4 separate regions of the Homo sapiens genome follow, and all the other regions are linked to region 2. A link is a contact called in ENCODE Hi-C or POLR2A ChIA-PET data. All regions are on one chromosome and are shown on one strand. The core of a region is the stretch at or near the end of the contact, and the rest is flanking DNA. Distances in the headings are between cores, read along the strand shown. Region 1 holds the start of ZYG11B (zyg-11 family member B, cell cycle regulator). Region 2 holds the start of LRP8 (LDL receptor related protein 8). Region 3 holds the start of YIPF1 (Yip1 domain family member 1). Region 4 holds the start of ORC1 (origin recognition complex subunit 1).

Region 1 (2,890 bases), core at 69-2,568, 600 kb after region 2:
CTCAACCTATTTTCAGACAGAAAGAAAATTTGCAAATATAAGGTTCTCCCAACTAAAGGCAGACAGGGCAAAACAAATGAACTCTTTAGAAGGTTTAAAGAGACTGTCACAACCTGCCAACCTGATTGTCAGTCCTCAAATGCCCTTGGTCTCTGCCTCCAAATGAAAACAAATCATTTGTTTTTAGTAATAATAGCCAAGCTTGTAAATAAGTATTTTTAAACTTCTCCAACTGCACCTCCACATTAAAAGATGCTCAAAATAAAAAAAATTCAAAACATTTTTTAGCTATTTCTGTCAAAAGACTAGATCTCTCCTGAGGTCACAGTATGCATGCTGGCCCTCACTTCACTGCTCTGTAACACACCACCACTTCGATTTTGCAATGACACTAGGTGAATAGGCTTCCAGGATCTCTTCAATGCCTCCAAAAACGAAAAGGAAGAAGCAAACCTATAAATCCCTATCTGCCCGCCCTACAGCTCCCGGGAAGCAACAGTCCTCAAATTGTTCCTGCTTAGACCCCTGAAGCCCGTAGAAGGAAATGGGGACAGCTGCGACGGCGAACCGAGCGAGGACATCCGATAAGGGAAGAGGAAACGTGGATGGAAGAGGACGAAGGGGAGAAGGAACACGGAGAGAAGGGGGCAGTGGAGATAAAATGGTGAAGAGGGGTGAGAAGAGCAAGGAAGAGCAGCGAAAACTAGGGAGGAAAGGGGGGAAAGTAAAAATCACATAAGAGGAAAAAAGGCAAAATGATAGAGGAGAAAGAAAGGAAGGGTTAGGGTTAAAGGACAAGGAGTGGGCGACAAAGGGAATGCGAAAAAGGCTGTCACTGGGGGTGATAAAAAGGATGTCATCGGGGAGAAGGGAGATTCAGGGGGTGTCACCTAAAGGGGTTCACCGAAGCAGGTGAATGGGGAAGGAGGAGCTGAACACCGAGGGGGCGGTAACGAGGGAGAGAGGTAAAGGCAGGGAGCCCGAGGGGACACCAGAGACAGGGAGGGGCAAGACCGCAGGGGCCAGCGCGACGGGCGGGGGCTAGGGTGGCGGGCGGCTGCGGCTAGGGCAGGCCTTGCTCCCTCACCATGGCTGCGCCGGCCTGGTCCTCGGGCATGCAGCCTCCGTCCTGGGTGCGGCGGCGGGCCGGACCGGAGCCCGCCCCCAGGCTGAGCCGGCGCGGAGGCTCCAGGAGGCTCCGGCGAGCGGCGGCTCCGGGCTTGGCCCAGGCCTCGGCCTCTTTCCCTCAAGCTAGGAGCGTAGCAGTAGCAGCCGCAGCCGCAGCCGCAGCCGCAGCCCGAACCAGAGCGCAGACTCCGCCCCCGCGAGGACCCGCCCGGGCGCGCGAGCCCGCGCCTGGACCCGCCTCCGCTCTCAATGCGCAGACTCAGACGAGGGGGTCCCGCCCCCCCCAGCCCGACCTCCAGCTTCTCCCCCTCCCAGGCCCTTAAAGGAGCCACACACCCCCAAATCCTAGCATCCCTTCAAAATATGAAAAGCTTTAAATATTACATCATGACGAGAGATTAGAGCATCGCTCACTTCGGTCACCTATAGACTCCTCTGTCATTCACCATCATTCTCTAAGATTTGGGCTTCTGGTTCACTGTCATTCATTACTACTATTGTCATAACTCTTGGTTATTTCAAAATTCGCTTAATTCTTCCAATCCTCTGGCCTCTCAGATTCTTCTCTAGGGATCATTCTTGGCTCAGCCTCTCACTCTCATGCTCATACGAATAATTGTAACTTCTCTACAATCTCAATTTTAATCCTCTAACTCCCATTGCAACCTTCTTCCTTTCTTTCTTTCTTTCTTTCTTTCTTTTTTTTTTTTTTTTTTGAGATGGAGTTTCGCTCTTGTTGCCCAGGCTGGAGTGCAGTGGTGCGATCTTGGCTCACTGCAACCTCCACCTCCCGGGTTCAAGTGATTCTCCTGCCTTAGCCTCCCGAGTAGCTGGGATTACAAACACCCGGCACCACACCCGGCTAATTTTTGTATTTTTAGTAGAGAAGTGGCTTCACCATGTTGGCCAGGCTGGTCTCGAACTCCTGACCTCAGGTGATCCGCTTGCCTTGGCCTTCCAAAGTGCTGGGATTACAGGCGTGAGCCGCTGCGCCCGGCCACAACCTTCTTCCTTTCTAGCTCACTCTGTCTGATAATACTCCAACTCCAAAAACTTCAACTCCAAGACCCCAAATCCATTGATCCAACTACCTTTTCGCTATTCCTCCCCACGCTGGCCTTATGTACTCACTTTCTTCCTGAAACAGCTTAGATTCTATCGTCCGTCATGAAATGGAATCTAATAGAATCTAAGCTGTTTGGGGAAGAAAGTGAGTACATGAGGTACATGAAGTCGATTTCTTCAGTATTACCTTCATTTCTCTAGTCGTTCTCTGCTTTCTTTGTACTGACAGAACTCCAGCAATGGAGTGGGTGGAGAAAAAGCCAAAAGTGGTTGACTGACTCCCCGTAAATTTGAGATCATTATTCTCAAGAGGCCATAATGAGTGGCTACCCTACCACATTTCTCCAGTTTCACACACTCTCCCACCTTGCTACATAACTATTTCAAGTCTCCTGTCTCTTCAAACCTCCGACACTTCCTCCCTCATCTCATTTAGCTGATGATTTTGCTTCTAATTCACAAGAAAATCAAACAAACCAAAAAGAACATCTACAAGTTCCCAGCACCCACCATGACTTCCAACGAACCTGTAACTCTGCTTTGATGCTCTCTCTGCCTTCCTTTCCTTACTACAAGTTAATTATTTGTCTTTTAGCTAACATCAAATCCTCCTCAGTTCTCAAGCATCTGTGCTAAAAGACCCAGATTTTATCCCCAATCACAAAACTAAATTTCTGTAAAATACAATCAAAATTAA
Region 2 (3,131 bases), core at 632-3,131:
CCATTGTGCTTGACACAGAATCCAAACTCCCAGCTGTGGCCTACAAAGCCCTGGTGATCAGGGCCTTGCCAACTCCCTCCAGCCTCACCTGAGGCACCCACTCCTTCCCTGTCATCAGGCCCCGGCCCACCTTGATTGCCATTCCCTTTGCCAAGAATGCCCTTCCGCCTGATCTTCATGGGTCAGGATCCATCTTGCCATTCAGTGAAATGTCACCTCCTCTGTGAGGCCTTGCCTGATCACCTCTACAGTTACCCCCATTGCTCTCACCTGGGTCTGTTTTGTTTTTTCCATAGAAGTTATGATGACCTGAAATAATCTTTTGTTTTCCTGCTTTTGTGTGTATCTCTTCCAACTAAGACATAACTGCAGGAGAGCAGGGAGGAACCTTATCTGTTTCCACTGTATCCTTGAGCCTTGAAGGGCGTTTGGCACATATAGGTGAAAGGACGCCTGCATTTCGTTGTCTGTGTGCTAATGGTCTGTCTCCCCACAGGTCAGGGACCTCTCCGGGGCTGGCACCATGCCTGATTCACCTTGGTACCCGCAGGCCCAGCACAGGGTTGGCACAGAACAGGGCCTGAAATGCTTGCTGAATGACTGAATGAACAAGGGACAGGAGGGGTGATGATGGCAGGAGCACCGTGCCGGGCTCTCTGGGGATCTAAGTCCCTTTCTGGTGGGGTGGCCACAGATATTGCCGCTGGGCTGCCCTTTGGGGGACTACGGCTCAGGAGGCTGCTGAGGAGACAGGGTGGTTTCCAGGCCAAGGGCTAACAGCACCTGCCCATCCGCGAGGGAGGTGAAGGGGCAAGAGGGGAGGGAGGGTGGACCTAACACTGGCTCTTGGCACCTGCAGGCCGGTTGTTTTGAGTGGCCAATGCCCTGGAATCTCATTCTCTAAAGAAGGTTGTGTGGGTTGGACCCGGCTCACAAGTCTGAGGCTGAAATCGAATCCCAGCTCGCTCTCCGCACCCATTCTCCCCAGTGTGGGTGAGGCGGGCTGCAGCCCTCCAGAGGAAGAGGTGCCTTCTCCTTCCTGCAGAAGACAGCAGGGGCGGACAGCGCGGGCCTAGGTGCGCGGCCCCTAGCGGCAGGGATGGCATCCCTTCCGTGCCCTCCCCTTCCCCCCCGCCCGGCCCGCCCCACAGACCTCGTCTTTCTCCATCACAGCGAGGATTCCTTGTCTTCCCTGCGGGCCCCCCCTGGTTGCCCCTCTGACTAGGGGCCTGGAGCGTACTTAACGACGATGAATAGTCTGTGCACCAGGCCCAATCCACCTGCCTCACGTCCCCATGATCACATGAGCGTGCAACATGCACAGATGCACATGGCACGGAAACCAAACCAGCCACAGGGATTTATAATATCCCAGCCGGAGCCCATGACAGGTGCAGGGGTCCAGCCCTGCGCCCCCAGCTTCTCCCTGCTCATCCACATCTTGGGATCTCACCCCTATCCCTCCCTCCCCCGCCCCACGCGCACACTGCACAGGCCTGTTCGTCCTGTAACATCATTTCCCCTCCCGCCCAGGCTCACTCCTAGACATCCCTCAGCCTCTGATCCGCCTGTCACCTCCTCCAGGAAGCCTCTGCTGCTTCCTCTGGACCTGCTACCTCCGTGGTGAGGGGCTCGCCTGGCCCATCCCTGCGTCTGCAGAGCCCAGCACTCAGGCGAGCCCAGAGCAGGGCCGTGGAGCGCCCGCTGAGAGAAGAGTGGACGAAAGACAGGAGGGAGGAGGGCGAGGAGGCGGCGGCAGGGGGAGCGTGGGGCGGAGGCGGCAGCGGGAGGGAGCGCGCGCGCTGGCGGCGGCCGCCCAGGGCCGGGGCCGCGCGCCCAGCCTGAGCCCGCCCCGCCGCCGAGCGTCACCGAACCTGCTTGAAATGCAGCCGAGGAGCCGGGGCGGGCGGCAGCGGCGGCGGCGGCGGCGGCGGGGGCAGCGGCAACCCCGGCGCCGCGGCAAGGACTCGGAGGGCTGAGACGCGGCGGCGGCGGCGCGGGGAGCGCGGGGCGCGGCGGCCGGAGCCCCGGGCCCGCCATGGGCCTCCCCGAGCCGGGCCCTCTCCGGCTTCTGGCGCTGCTGCTGCTGCTGCTGCTGCTGCTGCTGCTGCAGCTCCAGCATCTTGCGGCGGCAGCGGCTGATCCGCTGCTCGGCGGCCAAGGTGCGTGCAGCCGGTCTCTGACTCGGCTCTGCTCCGCCCTAGCCACCAACAAAGCGCGGCCGGGAGGCCGGAGCGGGGAGGGGTCCAGAACCCGGGGCTATCGGGGGCTCCCGGGCGGACAGGCTCCACGCGAAGCGGCTATTCCTGAATTTGCCCTCGGCCCCCCGCCCCCGCGGGCCTCGGTGTTGAGGGCTCTGCCCTCTGGGCAGCGGATCTTGGGGGAGGGGTGCAGGGGGGCTTGGCCAGCGGGGAACTTTGCCGGAGGGGCGGCCATTCATGGTTCCGGATGAGCTGTGTGATTCTCGCCGTTGGGGTTTATTTGACACGCGCGCTCCGCGGCGGTAATGAGCAGAGCCGGGCGGCTTCTCCGCTTGACAATGCGTTTCCGCAGACCCCTGCGCGCGGCGGAGAGAGAGGGGGCTGCCTGCCAGGGTGATGTGCCTGCGGCTCCCACTGCGCCTGGCGCGCGGGCGCGGGGACTCCCTATGGGCTGTATCTGAGCAGATCTCTGACTATGGGTCGCGTGTGCGGGTGAGTGCGTCTGAATGGAGGGTATACCCAGGTCGTGTGACACTTTAAGTAGGTGCCTGGTCTCGCCGTGCCACCGAGCGGCCCGACATCCACGGAACCCCTGCCATCGTGCCCTCCCTTTGGATGGAGTGTGCCTGAAGCCCCCGGGGTCTCCATAATCGCCCCCTTTCCTCCTCCCCAGCGGGTCCTTCCGGGTGGCCCGGACTGCATGGTGGGGAGTGGGGCCGAGTCCGCTGATCCAGCTCACGCTCCCTCCCCCTCGCAGGGCCGGCCAAGGATTGCGAAAAGGACCAATTCCAGTGCCGGAACGAGCGCTGCATCCCCTCTGTGTGGAGATGCGACGAGGACGATGACTGCTTAGACCACAGCGACGAGGACGACTGCCGTGAGTGGCGGGCCAGGGAGCTCAGACCCGGGGAGAGAAAAGGAACGGTGGGG
Region 3 (3,224 bases), core at 62-2,561, 560 kb before region 2:
TTGTTGCCATGTGACTGGTGCGCAGTTCAGTTAGAAAATGCCAACCTAAGGTTTTATTTTCTGGGGCCACTTTTGGTACCAACATGCCTTCATATTGCTTCCTCATATGAGTAGTTTATTGGCAAGTATGAATCCAAGCACCAGGAGTGAAGTACAGGGCTTGTATATCAGGGAAGGAAGGAGACCCATTGCGAAGATGCATTGTCAAATGCGTCACTTCCAAAGGCATTTGGTTGCTTAATCCTGCTAGGTAGTTTGAAAGCTATATGAAAGGGCGCCTGAGGGGGAAAAACAGGAAAAGCATATATTCATCAAGTGTTGACCCCATTGGTCAGAGATTTGCCTCATGAGACATTAACAACTCTCTACCCCTACACTTCTGGGATGCACCTGTCTGGGTGCTGATTGGCTCCAGCAAGGTCCCATGGCCCCATCGCATGAAGAAACAAGCCTCGAAGCAGAAAGTGAGAAGCCTGAGGCATAGACTGGAGGCAAGCTCACTCAGGTTATATCTGCTGACGCTGGAATAAGATGAGTGGCGGTGAAATAAGCAGCAGGTGAGGCCAAGATGATCTGAAATGGGACATAAGAGGTGGCTGATATACTAGCACAGCTGAATTCATGAACTGAGATTCATTCCTGGTACATACTCAACCAAAAGTGCCCTGCACATGCTCTAAGCCTCAGCTTTCTCTTTGTAAAATGAGGATAATCACCCCAAGATAGCAGGATTGTTCTGAGAATTAGAGATCCTGCATGTACAAAGCCTGATCATGATCATCTTGGGGAAAAAAATACACTATATATGGCTATTATTAGATGTAAAGTCTTTCCAAGCGCTCACTTACTGGGGGTGCTCATACGAACAGACATCGCGCTTTCGATCACTCATTCAGAATGTAATTGACTCATCATGTACTTTCTCACCAGTGAAATTTTTGTGGCCAAAAGAAACTGAGGGACTGGTGACGCGGGTGACTTAATTTTTTCTTTCACAATCGTCTTTCATCACCCGATTTTATATTTCCTTAGGAAAAGAGGTATAAACACACAGTAAGAAAACCCTAAACTCGAGAATTTTCTACGTTCCCTGGAGCAAGGCCAGCCCAAGTAGTCACACTCAGCGACCCCACCACTCCGCCCTCGCCTGTCTCTTTAAGAACTCGAGGCTCAGCCTCGGGAGAAGGGCGGGCGGGAGCGGGCTCTGCGCGCCGCAGCACGCAGGTTTCTCTGGGAGCTGCTGTCTCTTTAAGGAGGCGGGGCTCTTCCCGGAGGAGGCGGAGAGGTTCCGCCCCCCGGATCTCCGGCTTCCGGCAACTGGGCTGGACCGAAACCGGCGCGGAGCAACTGAGGCCCGAGCCTTCTCGGGACCCGGGGGACGCCTAACCCCGCGAGGTGAGGCTGCCGAGTTTGCGGGACCTGTACGAGGCTAAGGGGGTTCAGGATCTCCTGCCCGCCCGGGCCGCCGCGGCCCAGCTCCTCTCCCTGAAACACTGCCTCTGCTTCGCGGTGTCCCGGGCTGCAGGGTCGCCGACACCCCATTGCCTACTAATTGCCTGACTCCGCTCTAGGCTCCTTACACGCACTCCCATTTAATGACCCCCGCACTGTGTGACTAGGTATCGTTATGCACCCATTTTACAGATGAGGAAACTGAGGCCGCGAGGAGCGCGCATACAGCAGAGAAGCAGCAGAATCGGGAATCAAACCCAGCTCTGTCTGACCCCAGAGCCTGTGCCTTTAACCACTGGCTAGGCTGAACTGCCTTTGTTCTTCACTGTCCCCATCACCTCTTTCAAACCTCAGCCTCTCCTTCCTCATCGTTACATCTCTAGGCTGCACCTGCTCTCTAAACATTCACACAGTGAGTTGAGATTCATTCCTGGTACATACACAACCAAATAAGGTTGAATTGGAACCTTTGGATCCCCGGGGTTAGTTTCTTTGTTACAGTTTTAATATTTAATAATACCTGATGCTTAGTGGTTATCTTTATATAAACCTATTAAACCCCACTGAAAAGGGAGGCAAGGGAAAGTGATACCATTTCTAATACATAAGAGTTGTTTGCAGATACTTTATACTGTCATCCTATTATGTTTACCTATTTTTTTCTTTTAGAACCCTGCAAATTTTCTTCCTCATAATTGGGAGAAGACTCACTGGCCGAATGGCAGCAGTAGATGACTTGCAATTTGAAGGTATACCAGTTGGGTGCCCACCTTTATATTTATGATCACTGTTGCTACAGTCACAGCAAGTATTTTCATTCCTATACTGCCTCACACATTGAAGGATATTATTTCAAACATCTTGGTGGCTGTTGGCCACATCCAGGTGTTTCCTGTTTGTCCACACCAGCTGTTTTTGTTTTTGTTTTTTTTGCCAGATAACCCTTCAGATTGGTAACGAGTATCATAAATTTAGTACAGTGATTACAGAAAATGCTTACACAGTTCCTGCTTTAGTTCAGAAAACATTTATTGAGCACTTACTTTGTGCTTAGAACCGTACAAGATACTGGAGACAAAAAGATGAAGAAGTTTATCCACTGGTGGAGTAGATAAAAATGTAAAAAGATCATTAGGATGAAATGTGATCAGATCATTCCCTCATTGAATCAGTAAATATCTCCTGGTTGTGACCAGGAACCGGGCAATTGTTCTAGTTATCAGGGATAGAAGAGTGAACAAAATAGTTTCCTTGTGAAGCTCTCAGTCTAGTGAGGGGGACATGTATTTATTAAATGATCATTTAAATATATACCTACAAACTATGAAAGTGCTGGAGGAAAAGTTCAAGGAGATATTAGGACTCATAACCCAGAGCCTGACTTAGGCTAGGGATTGATGAACACTTGTTTGTTTGTTTGTTTGTTTCTTTTGATGGAGTCTCACTCTGTTGCCCAGGCTGGAGTGCCTTGGCTCGATCTTGGCTTGCTGCAACCTCTGCCTCCCGGGTTCAGACGATTCTCCTGCCTCAGCCTTCTGAGTAGCTGGAACTACAGGTGCCCGTCACCACACCCGACTAATTTTTGTATTTTTAGTAGAGACGGGGCTTCACCATATTGGCCAGGCTGGTCTCGAACTTCTGACCTTGTGATCCACCCATCTTGGCCTTCCAAAGTGCTGGGATTACAGGCATGAACCACCAGGCCTGGCCCACTTACTTGTTTTATTAACACCTTACCTAACATTTACTATATGTCAGGCACTGTTCTAAAT
Region 4 (3,028 bases), core at 307-2,806, 920 kb after region 2:
ACTCAAGGGCTCAAAAGCAAAAATCTGGAGTGGAACTCTCTAGAAATGAGATACATTGTGTACACCCCTCTTAACCAAAGCCCAATTCTAAACCGCCAAAATTAAACCTCTTATATTAGCTAGTGAACATTGCACTCACTTGAAATCTTCATTTTTGATAAACTCTACAATGATATCCTTCTCGGGTTGAATTTGAAGCATCTTCAAGGTTAAACACAGAAAGGGTGTTGGTTTTATGTTGCCACCATAGACGCCACCCACAAACCTTAACTCCATGGCTTTATCGACTACAAGTTCAGCTAAAAAACAAAAACAATACAGTAACATATTAGGGCTAAGCTCTTCCTAGTTGGAGTGGAGTTAGTTCAAGCTTTGGTTCTCCTAAATATACATCAACAGTGTAATATTAGGAGAACGAATGTGTATTAATAACAGTAACGACAACAGCTAATATACATTGAGAATGGATAATAAAATAGGTACCCTGCTAAGCTTTTCATATTATCTCACTTAACCTTTTTTAACAAGTCATGAAGAAAGTTCTAGCAATGTTCTTATTTCCAGGTAAGGAAAATGAGGGCTAAGAAAGGTAAAGTGACTTGCTCAAGGTCCACAGATTGTCACAGGACATGGATTTAAAGCCACAATTCAAATCGGAAGATTACCTGGAAGACTTCTCTGAAGCACTGATATTTATAAATACTGGAACCGGCCCAGATCTAAGAATAGTAAGATCATGAATTTGGTTTCAGGCATATTAACGTTAGGTCCTTAAAGACCTTCAACAGATTGTGTCAAAGTGTTATATCCGGATCCCTGAGCTTAACACTGTTGCAACCCAGCCTGCTATCATTAAATACGGAATAACTCACAACACCCAACTGAGACAGCCTTCAGAATATGACCTTACCAGATTCATCTGTGCCTCTAATACTCAACACAAGACGAGGCACTTAGCAGGCACTCAAAATTTTTCTGAATGATCGACATACTCCGTTCCAGTACCACCCCCAGAGGCCAGTCGCTAGTCCTACCCGCGCTCGGTCAGGAGAAATGGGCCACAAGGGGGCTGAGAGGCGCTCCGCGCGCTTCCACTTACCTGTAAGTCCAAAGCACTCCTCTTTCCAGTACTTGGACTCATAGATTCGCGTTCGAATGATCTTCTCCACCAGATATTGAGGGTTGGTGCCATGGATGCTGTGCGCATCCTTCACTGTACGGTTAGCCATTTTAGAATGCCTTCAATTCTATTTCCGTCGGATCCTTTAATGCCTCACATCCAGGTTCAGAAAAAGCACCTAGAGGAATGGAGAAAGGTGGAAGAAGTTTCACTAAACAGCTTAGGCGACCATCTTGAAGCCGGAAACACCGTAGTGTAAAGGGCTTCCGCTCCCCGCGTCGCCTATCGAATCAATGATGGCGGCTGCATGTTAGCGGATGTACGTCATGCGCCCCTCTTAGGTGTACGGAGTGGGCGGGGCGAGCTAGTTGGTGTCGCAACGAAGGGACGGTCTGGGGGCGGGGCCACGCCGATTGGCGCGAAGTTTTCTTTTCTCCTTCCACCTTCTTTTCATTTCTAGTGAGACACACGCTTTGGTCCTGGCTTTCGGCCCGTAGTTGTAGAAGGAGCCCTGCTGGTGCAGGTTAGAGGTGCCGCATCCCCCGGAGCTCTCGAAGTGGAGGCGGTAGGAAACGGAGGGCTTGCGGCTAGCCGGAGGAAGCTTTGGAGCCGGGTGAGTGTGGCGTCCAGCGGGCTGCGAGGGACTCGGGGGAGGGCGCATCGGAACCTCTGAAACTGAGGACGTTCTCTGTAGACTCAGTCATTGATTCTTTTAGCTGACATGTACCAAGCGCCTGTTCAGTGCCAGGCACTGTTCTGAACTGTTAAGAGCGTTCCTCTGTTCCACACTCCGATTCCTAAAAGGCTTCCCGCGCTGCAGGGAACTGAGTTTGCAGGGGGGAAGGCGGAAGCCAACAGCCTAGAAGCAGGAGCATTCCTGCCCTCCGCACCCTGATGCTCAGTGATGACTTTCCCTCCATCTGCATTTGTAAAGCACTCTACTTGTTTCGTTCTTTGAGCTATAGTGTAGGAACCACTACAGGGAAGGCGGAGCAGAGGTTATTACCCCATTTTACGGACGTAAATTGCGCCCAGGGAGGGACGTGTCTTAGGTCGCTTTTCGTGACTAAGCAGTCTGGGCTCCTACCCAGATCTTTTTTTCAGATGAGCTCCTAACTGCTGGGCTGTCTGTCATTCACCTTCTTTTCAGAAGAGAAGTCTGGTGGCCCCCTTCCTACTTCTCTTTTCTAACCCCGGAATTGAAGAGTCTTCTGCTGTGACAGTTGGAAAAGGCATTCTTATCCTGATCTATTTGTGAAACTGCAATGATTATATACGATTCTAGTTGTCTGTAACACATGAATAATAGTACCCTCGTCTCTGCTGTGTTAGGTGGGCTGGAAATGCCAAAGGAGTTTCCAATATGACAGAATGGTTTAAGTCCCTTTGCAACAGTTTTTAACTTTAATGGAGGGCAATATGTGGACTTTAGGAGGTTTGTGAATCTGCCGAAATTGAATGCAAAATTTTGCTTGAATTATGTTAGTTCCATAGTATTCATCAAATGATACTTAATAAATAAAACCACTGTACCTTACAAATAAATGCAAGGGATTAAGGTAGTGGGAAAGTGGATTTACCATTTTGCATTTTTTCACTTAATCTTCCATTATCCTAAAATAGTGCCTGGCACACGATGGGTACTTAATAAATATTGGTTGAATAAACGGAAGATTCTATTTTCTCCATTTTGTGGGTAAGCAAATTGAGGCCCAATCCACAATGTTCAGTCAGTGGCTGGGAAGCCTGATTTATTGTAATAAGTACACCAAAAGCAAGCTCTCAGTTACATATTAACATTATCCAGTTTCACACAGTGTGTTGTAAGGTGAAGTAGTTAAGAGCACAGTAATTGCAGTCTGGCTTTTCCGGGTTTGAGTTAAGGCTGTGCCATCCTGTATAAGATAG

The links. A loop is a pair of places that touch in the nucleus more often than their neighbours do. ChIA-PET counts read pairs that join two places held with the same protein, here RNA polymerase II (POLR2A). Pooled maps may share reads with other maps.
Region 1: a loop to region 2 is called in a map of CD8-positive, alpha-beta T cell, with 7 times the contacts of the local background. The contact joins the promoter of ZYG11B here to the promoter of LRP8 in region 2. A Hi-C loop is called at or near these places in 1 of 168 maps with a recorded cell type or tissue (CD8-positive, alpha-beta T cell), 3 of 37 single-sample maps with no recorded cell type and 9 of 50 pooled maps.
Region 3: a loop to region 2 is called in a map of B cell, with 7 times the contacts of the local background. The contact joins the promoter of YIPF1 here to the promoter of LRP8 in region 2. A Hi-C loop is called at or near these places in 1 of 168 maps with a recorded cell type or tissue (B cell), 3 of 37 single-sample maps with no recorded cell type and 9 of 50 pooled maps.
Region 4: a loop to region 2 is called in a pooled map, with 23 times the contacts of the local background. The contact joins the promoter of ORC1 here to the promoter of LRP8 in region 2. A Hi-C loop is called at or near these places in 5 of 37 single-sample maps with no recorded cell type and 11 of 50 pooled maps. POLR2A ChIA-PET finds 5 or more read pairs at or near these places in 1 of 52 experiments (activated CD4-positive, alpha-beta memory T cell).

Annotation. Positions count from the first base shown.
Region 1 is chr1:52,724,881-52,727,770 of GRCh38, reverse strand. It overlaps ZYG11B (zyg-11 family member B, cell cycle regulator), which reads right to left and starts at 1,318. Exons shown (of 14, transcript NM_024646.3): 1 at 1,088-1,318. The coding sequence starts at 1,117. RefSeq lists a silencer at 928-1,507.
Region 2 is chr1:53,326,820-53,329,950 of GRCh38, reverse strand. LRP8 (LDL receptor related protein 8) reads left to right here and starts at 1,881. Exons shown (of 19, transcript NM_004631.5): 1 at 1,881-2,162; 2 at 2,959-3,078. The coding sequence starts at 2,039. LRP8-DT (LRP8 divergent transcript) reads right to left here and starts at 1,718. Exons shown (of 3, transcript NR_131923.1): 1 at 1,576-1,718. RefSeq lists enhancers at 1,445-1,674, 2,725-2,834 and silencers at 1,745-1,944, 2,015-2,164, 2,215-2,384, 2,900-3,131.
Region 3 is chr1:53,887,884-53,891,107 of GRCh38, reverse strand. YIPF1 (Yip1 domain family member 1) reads left to right here and starts at 1,311. Exons shown (of 11, transcript NM_018982.5): 1 at 1,311-1,395; 2 at 1,645-1,864; 3 at 2,122-2,201. The coding sequence starts at 2,171. RefSeq lists an enhancer at 1,078-1,372 and a silencer at 2,258-2,552.
Region 4 is chr1:52,402,951-52,405,978 of GRCh38, reverse strand. ORC1 (origin recognition complex subunit 1) reads left to right here and starts at 1,556. Exons shown (of 17, transcript NM_004153.4): 1 at 1,556-1,733. PRPF38A (pre-mRNA processing factor 38A) reads right to left here and starts at 1,377. Exons shown (of 10, transcript NM_032864.4): 1 at 1,100-1,377; 2 at 140-299. The coding sequence starts at 1,229. RefSeq lists an enhancer at 858-2,057.